2 separate regions of the Homo sapiens genome follow, and region 2 is linked to region 1. Evidence: read pairs that join two places in POLR2A ChIA-PET (ENCODE). Cell type or tissue: PC-3. All regions are shown on one strand.

Region 1 (4,000 bases):
TTCTGTTTAAATAAAATGCCACGCTAGCGGGTTTCGGGTAACTGAAGAAAGTGCATTCCGCGGTCTCCATGTGGTCAGGACTTGGCTCTGTGAGTCTGCAGCCTTGTTCAGCCCTCCCTGCAGCTGTTACTGTATCCCTGTCTTCCTACTGAGGCCATGCTTGGGCCATTGTGGCACCTATACATCTTTAATACACGCCCCAATTAATGAGTTAAGTCCAGATAAAGTGGGTCTGAGGAGTTCACAGATTGGAGTGCCACAGGGATCATATTTTCAGGTGCATTTTCTTCCAATGCACTCTGACAGCTCAAAACACTTCCTCGAGCTTCTATACATTCTGCTCGTTGCCATGTGTCCCCAGCACTTGGATATGTAATGCGAGGGATACCAACAGACTGATTTCTAAATGAGCTTCCTGCCTCAAGGCAAAGGTTGAGTTGCCCGTGCAGCTGGGAGGGCCACCAGGTGAATGACGCTGTTAGAGGGGAAGTGTTGGGGTGAAAGGTCCCTGGGAGCTTCGCTTACCACCGTGGGCACTTAATGGATGCTAAATAATTGAAAGAATAAAGTGAGAGATGAGTGGATGCCGCCTTGATGGCCCCTCGATGAACTAACAGGGTCCGAGAACATTTGCAAATTGGTCATTAATGTTTCATCAACAGTGTCTGCCTCCTTTGTTCATCTCAAAGGGTAGCCAGGGTTTCCGATCACAGGGATAGTTTCCTGAGAAACTTAAATGGAGGAATTAGGCCGGGCCTGCAATTCCACCCAATAATTTGGGTTTGTTTCAAAATAGCCTAATAGCTGGGAATGGGCTGGTTTGGCTTGCTAATGTGCTTAGAAGGGTCTTGAGTGCTTTCACTCAGTGACATTTGGAGGGGGATTATGGATTTTGGAGCATTAAAGCTTTATTGTTTTTGTTTTTTGTTTTGCTTTGCCTGTTTTTGGAGTGAGGTTTGCTGACGCTAAAATGACTGTTTATTCATGACAGGGAGGGGGTGAGGAGGTATAGGGAATAATTCTACTCATGGAAAAAGGATGCCTTCTTCAAAATGATTTTTGCTGTTGGCAAAGCTGAGAACACACTCACATGATTCTCTGCCTGCAGTAAGTGACAGGAAAAACACATTGTGCGCCGTGGATAGCTATAACTAGCAGCAAATTGGTTTAAATCATAAAGAAAGGCTCAGTATACACAGCTCCCTCTTCTTCAGGGAAGTCTAGCTGGAGGAAAGAAATGGAGGCTGGGTTTAGAGTACTAGAAGTGGCAAGTCCAGCCTTGAGCCTCCCGCGGTCGGGTTTCTTCAGAAAATAACCAGGTACTCTCCCGATGTGAGCTGTGGATTTGGGTGAAACTTTCCTCTCTCAGCCACTGCGCTGGCCTCCCTCGGCAACCCTACGTTGCAGGGACTGCCTGCCCCGAAACCCTGCCTGAGCTCACCACTGTCCCTTCACTGACTTTTGAAGGTGGTAGACGGGGAGAGATATTCCTTGTCCCCAGCACTGGCTGGTGTGCTCTTGACAGTGGCCTGTTCTGAAGCCTGCTAGGACGCCCGCTACCTGGGAAGCTGGCAGGAGATTCCGATGGCTTTCGGCATCTGCAGTGCTCACTCATACTGCAGATGACTCTTATTTCCGTTTTTCACAACTTAACTGAAAAGGGCACTTAAGCAAAGCAGGCATTTAGTCCCAGGTGGAATCAATCTTCCTGCTGCAGGAAAGAGCCAGGCCCTGGGCAGCTGGTGTTTGGAGTTGGTCTTGAGTGTGTGTTGACTCACCTTCCTCTCGAGGTAAAGGAAATGAATAGCTCGTGCTAATGAATGAGGTGTCCCCAGAGCATCGTCAGTCTCTGGAGGTGTCCAGTTAGGCCCTGTGACTGTCCCAGCCCTCCCACGGGCACAGCAGAGGCGAGGCTCAGAGCCTGCCCCTGGAATGGGGGCGTGGACGTCCCAGAGAGCAGGGGCTGAGGACACTGGAGTGGGGTCACTGGAGGAAATGGGCAAAGGCAGCTGAGTAGACACATACCTTAGAGGCTAGGGAGCTTGTCCAGAAAAAGCAGCCTGCACCTGGCCGTAAGATTTTCCAAAGATGAGGTTTATGCTCATTGTATTTTTCTCTTGGAAAATGTTTAGGGTCTTTTGCAATGCTTTGTCCTCCTCGGTACTCAGAGGACTGCATCTGCCTTTCCCTCTTCTTTCCCCTTCAAGGATGGACGTGTAGGTTACCCACAAGTACCTGTGCCCTCATTTTTTTAGGCACAGGCTTCTTTCTCTGCTTTGTTTTTGTTTTTTGTATGTTTGCTTTCAAGGCACATATTTTCAAGTATAAAATGACTCCTATGCTCCTTCACTTACCCTGAAAACACCTACCTGTTTCCTAAGAGCCACCTTTGAAAACTCTATGGACATTTTGAACCAGATTATTCTTTATCATGGGGGCTGACCTGGGCACTGTAGGCTGTTTACCAGCATCCCTGGCTTCTGCTGACTGGATGCCAGGAGCAGCCCCCTGACCCCAGTTGTGACAACCACAAATATCTTCAGCCGTTGTGCAGTGCCCTCTAGGGAGCAAAATTCCCTTCAGATAAGAACCACTGGTCTACAGGAATCACACCAAGGCAGCCCACCCATTTTAAAGATATGCCAGTCTGTTTGTTTACTGAATGTTTAATAATTGTTCATTTATTCACCTATCTGCTTACCCATTGATCTGTCCATCTGTCCATGTAGCTGAGCTGCCCAATATCCATCCTGGGACAGCAGTGCCTTGGGAGCTAAACATACTCAAACTGTGAGCCTTTCTAGAAAGAGAGAGAGACAGCGAGAGAGCGCAATTGATTGATTGAGGATAGAGGAGATAATTACTGAGCAAGCTGGATAAGATCCAAGGTACTAAATAGTTGGGGGAAGGTACTTGGGAGGAAGAGAGATGCTGCTTTTTTGAGACCAGAGGGAAGGAAGAATGGTAAAGACAGAGGAAAATGTTTTGGTCACAGGGAAGATCACTTACCGAGTCCTAGATCTATTTATGTAGAAAAAGGATTTTCTAGATTACAAAGAGGTTTTTTTTTTTACAACTAGAACTGTTTTTCTTAGATTTATTTTCCAAAGATGTGTCACAAGGCAGTAATTCACCATCATCAGTTAATATGTCCGAGCCCAGGGCCAGTAGAGAGGAATTAAACCTCCTCCTAAGAGGAGCAAAATATTCATCACAAAGGACAGATTTTGCAAGAGTTGGCAATCTTCTAGAGGTCATGAGCAAAGTCTTCACTTACTCTTATTAAATGGTTCTTTTGGTAGTAGTAATCTTACCTCCCCTAACCACTGCAATGATGATTGCCAGTTCTACTGTGTGCTTATGTTTCAAGCACTGTTCTGAGAGCTTTATACGGATTAACTCCGTTAATCCTTTCAGCCCTAGATGGTCTTTTAGAGATGAGGCAACTGGAACACAGCAAGGTTGAGTAACTTGCCCAATGTCACACAGCTACTAAGTGGTAGAGCTGGGACACAGACCCACACTGCTGGCTCTGAAAGCATCAACCCTAATGACTACACGCTCATTTGTCTGGAGAAAACACTGAGACCTGGAGCATGTGTGTACATGCTCACCATACAGCCCGCCCCCGATGATTGTCAGGAGAGTCAGCTGATCTGAGAAAGTGACAAGCATTGGTCATTTCAGAGAAACCGGGAGTTGGGCTTTTTAAAAGAGGCATAAAGAAACTGGGAAAATGAGACTGAGTATATTGGACAGATCCCAGGAACTACCACTCAGAGGAAGACAAGCCCCGCTCCTGTTTTTCCTTCCTTCCTCTTCCTCCTTCTCTTCCATGTGCCTTCTTCTTTCCCTTCTTCCTCCTCTTTGTTTTCAGCTCTCCTCTCTCTCCATATAGCCCTCCAGACTCTCCTCCTCTGTGAGGCTGTCTCCTTGGTCCCCTCAGAGACCGTGGCCCCAGATCCTCAATCCTCTTGCTCCCCAGATTCGTTCCATGTCT
Region 2 (4,000 bases), 1.2 Mb after region 1:
CAATTTAGATAATAACTCTCTTCCACTTTTCCAAATTCCTGTCCACTGTGTGTGGGAAGCTCAGCCTCAGGCCACACTGGCCAGTACAGCTGACAGGCCCAGGGACATTCCTGTCCTCTCCCATCTCACCTCCCTTCCTTCTGATATTGTGTGAGCACCAAGATAACTCATGCACTTCTACTTCCCACCCTGTGTGCAGCAGAGAAACATCGCCAGCGTCTCTCTGCCTGTAACAAGCCCACCTTTGCTTCCAGCTCTGAGAAAGCACGTTATCTGTGTGCTCAGCTCCTGAACCTGGGCACCCCTCTGCTTTGGTCTCTAACCTGACTTGAAGACGGCCTCTTCACCCCACCATTTCTGCTTTTTTTTTTTTTAATTCCTTTTACACACACACCACACAATTTTGTTTTAATTTGACCAATGAATTCACATCACATATTTTTTCCTCCCAAAGAAGGTTCACACTCAATCTTCTTTGCAAGCCAAATACTTTGCATATCTGAAAGCACATCCTTAGATCATGTGGAGTGTTTTTTTAAGTATTATAAAAAGGGATTTCTGGGCCGGGCACCGTGGCTCATGCCTGTAATCCCAGCACTTTGGGAGGTCAAGGCAGGCAGATCACCTGAGGTCGGGAGTTCAAGACCAGCCTGACCAACATGGAGAAACCCCATCTCTGCTAAAAATGCAAAATTAGTCGGGCGTGGTGGTGCATGCCTGTAATCCCAGCTACTCTGGAGGCTGAGGCAGGAGAATCGCTTGAACTCGGGAGGCAGAGGTTGTGGTAAGCCAAGATGACGTCATTGCACAGAGTGAAACTCCATCTCAAAAAAAAAAAAAAAAGAAGAAGAAGAAGAGATTTCTGAATTAGTTGATATCTACTGATACTTTGCTGTCAATTCTGAAAGGATTGGAAAACAGAAAATGTACAGCCGCTGTAAGCTTCACAAGTGAGCAGTGAGCCAATTAGCAGCCCCCTCCCCTTTTTAAAAATAAGAATCCGAGCTGGGCGTGGTGGCTCACATCTGTAATCCCAGCACTTTGGGAGGCCAAGGAGGGTGGATCACTTGAGGTCAGGAGTTTAAGACCAGCCTGGCAAACATGGTAAAACCCCCTCTCTACTAAAAATACAAACATTAGCCAGGCATAGTAGTGGGCGCCTGTAATCCCAGCTACTCGGGAGGCTGAGGCAGGAGAATTACTTGAACCCAGAAGGCAGAGGTTGCAGTGAGCCGAGACTGCACCACCGCACTCCAGCTCTGGGTCACAGAGCAAAGACTCCATCTCAAAAAAAAAAAAAAAGAAAGAAAAAAGAAAATCTCTTTCTTTCATCAACATACGATACCCCTTTTCCTGCAAAACCTACTGATTTTCACTCACTTAATATGTCTAAGAAATGGTACTTCACTTTATGCCCAGTAACAGACCTCAAGGGCCATTCCCATGTGACTGGGAAAGCTTCCCTCTTCCCCTTGCAGACAGATGTACATTGCTAGCTGTTATACTGATGAAGAAGACACAGTACCCAGAAAAGAATAACCAGTGACACTCCCCATAAACACTTTCATGAGGAATAGCATCAGAGAAAAAAATGCCTGCACTAGAACCAACTTTCAGAACTGCTGCTAGCCAGCTATGAGACATCTTTTGCCTCTCAAAGCTTTAGTTTCTCATCCATAAAATAAGGCATTTGCACAAAATTATCTCCACAACCTTCTTTCTACCCCAAAATGCTATGGTCTTCCTTACTGCATTATTCTTCATTCCTCCTTCATCATTTACTTCCAAAGCATAGTTCACAGGAGTCAAGTATATGATGAAAAAAAAAGATAATGAATAATTACAATCAGTACATATTAAAGATTAAACAAACCAATTTTAAAAATACAAATAGTAAATATATACATTGCAAAGAAAAAACACAAATGGCTGATAAATATATAAAAAGATGCTTAACCTCACTAGCAATCAAAAAAATTAAAATGAGATGCCGTTTTTTCTCCATTGAATTGGTAAAAATGTAAAAGAATGATAATGTCAACCGTTGGCAAGGATGTGGGGAAACAGGAGTGTGACTCAGCACAGACTCCTTAGGGACAATTTCACATTGTCCACAAGCATGTAAAAGTTTAGGTACCCTTTCATCTGAATCTATAAACCTTATACTGCAGAGTATTCATATATGTTGCACCACTCTGTGTACTTTTAAAAAATCGAATACAAACTAAAGGCCTTTCTACAGGAGAGTTTGTTGAATATGCTTCATCCAAAGATAGATTAAAGGCACTTAGCTTTCCTTTAGGAAATCTGCCCATTGGACTTTAGGATCAAAAAAAAAAAAAAAACCAGTTAAGGTTAACTCTTCTCTCAGCCAAGAACTATAATTTGCATTTGGCATCTGCCACTTCGAATGAGTAGCTTCCATCTTTCTTGCGTTGGGCACAGAGATCACATTTGAAGGTGGTTGTCTCTCTACCTTCCGTGCCATTCTTCAAAATGGTAGCGAGAAATCGGAAGGAAATCCAGCATACAGAAAGAGAAACCCTGTAACAAGGCTGTCTCTCTGAGCTGAGAGTATCTTTCAGGGCTGCAAGGCACACATGGGAGCCAGCCTGAGAAACATCCCAAACAATCGGAAAAGTCCAGGTATTTCCACTACAGGTAACTTCAGTCTGAACTTCAGTATTTCTTGAGGTCAAAAAAGGCACCATAGAAGGGGAAAAAAATTCAGACCAGCTGTAGTGTGAGGAAGCCTGGGCAGAAAACAAGCTCATCAAGACAGAGGAAGCAATTCTGTCTTCTTCAAGTTGAAGCAAGACCTGCACTCCTCAAAAGGGACACTGCCCAATAAAGAAAGCATAGGGGGTATAAGAAAACCTCACTCCTCATAAGAACATGCATTTCAAGATGGAAGATGAGGCCGGGCACGGTGGCTCATGCCTATAATCCTAGCACTTTTAGGAGGCCAAGGCAGGAGGATCACCTGAGGTCAGGAGTTCGAGACCAGCCTGGCCAACATGGTGAAACCCCTCTACTAAACCTCTACTAAAAAATACAAAAATTAGCTGGGCCTGGTGGTGCATGCCTGTAATCCCAGCTACTCAGGAGGCTAAGACAGGAGAATCACTTTAACCCAGGAGGTTGCAGTGAGCCGAGATCACATCACTGCACTCCAGCCTGGGTGACAGAGCAAGACTTCATCTCAAAAAAAAAGGAAAATAAAAGGATTCAAAGAGTTTTCGAGATGATAGACACTTCTCATACACAGTACTAATTTTTAGTTAAAAATGCGTAGCCTTCCCAAGTACATTAAAAATTAACTAAAAGAAGAAAAAGTTGGTTGGACCCACTCTTGTTTGGGAAATTTCATTACCCTGAAGTTTCTGAACATACTGTTCTCTATACCAACAAAAGAGAAGACAGTCTATCTAAAAGCAAGTACAATGTATTTTTATGGAAATAAACTAGACACAGATTCTAGGCTAAATAGCTAATCATTAAATACACACACAGAGAGTCCTGGCCATTGCCACACCAATGACTAAACGCCTTTAACAATCAACATCCTGGAGGTCTGAACATTTCCTCCAGGAGCCTAGTGTTTTTACAGCCACCATCTCATTTCTGTACACATTCTCAGAATGTTCCTAGACTATCCCCATTTTGTAAGTATAAAAAGTGAGATGCCAAAACCCACCTAACTGACTTGCCCAGGGTCATAGAGCCATTAGTCAGGGCCTTGATGTCAGGCCTGCAGAGCACACAGCAAACTACCTGTGCCTCTTGGGGGCCAGCATCACAAAAATTATATTTGAACCTTTCAACAACCATTTTGGACACGATCTTTCTCCAAACCACATTGTAATAAAGTTGTCACTTTGGTTCCAAGAATACTCTTTGATGGCGAAGAGTTGAACAAGCCTCTTCCTCTATCAAAACTGGTTCGCCCAGACATCCTAGCTCAACAGGTGGGAGGAAGGGCAAATCTGGGAACCAGGAC

Evidence for each region. Peaks named below come from ENCODE experiments on the same cell type or tissue, not always from the same donor. Only the 100,000 strongest peaks of a DNase experiment are listed, where the experiment ranks them.
Region 2: POLR2A ChIA-PET joins it to region 1 with 5 read pairs; 1 of 35 experiments calls an interaction of 5 or more read pairs at or near these places.

Annotation. Positions count from the first base shown.
Region 1 is chr6:5,727,459-5,731,458 of GRCh38, forward strand. The region is part of intron 6 of FARS2 (phenylalanyl-tRNA synthetase 2, mitochondrial); the gene reads left to right. Among named protein-coding and RNA genes, the nearest start is that of FARS2-AS1, 270 kb to the left of the region's middle. RefSeq lists an enhancer at 1,150-1,279. In PC-3, a CTCF peak has its summit at 2,554 (motif pointing left); a DNase peak (open chromatin) is centred at 1,743; H3K27ac peaks cover 1,154 bases.
Region 2 is chr6:6,962,792-6,966,791 of GRCh38, forward strand. No RefSeq gene overlaps it. Among named protein-coding and RNA genes, the nearest start is that of LINC03055, 79 kb to the left of the region's middle. In PC-3, no CTCF peak of the experiment used is centred here; no DNase peak of the experiment used is centred here; H3K27ac peaks cover 1,401 bases.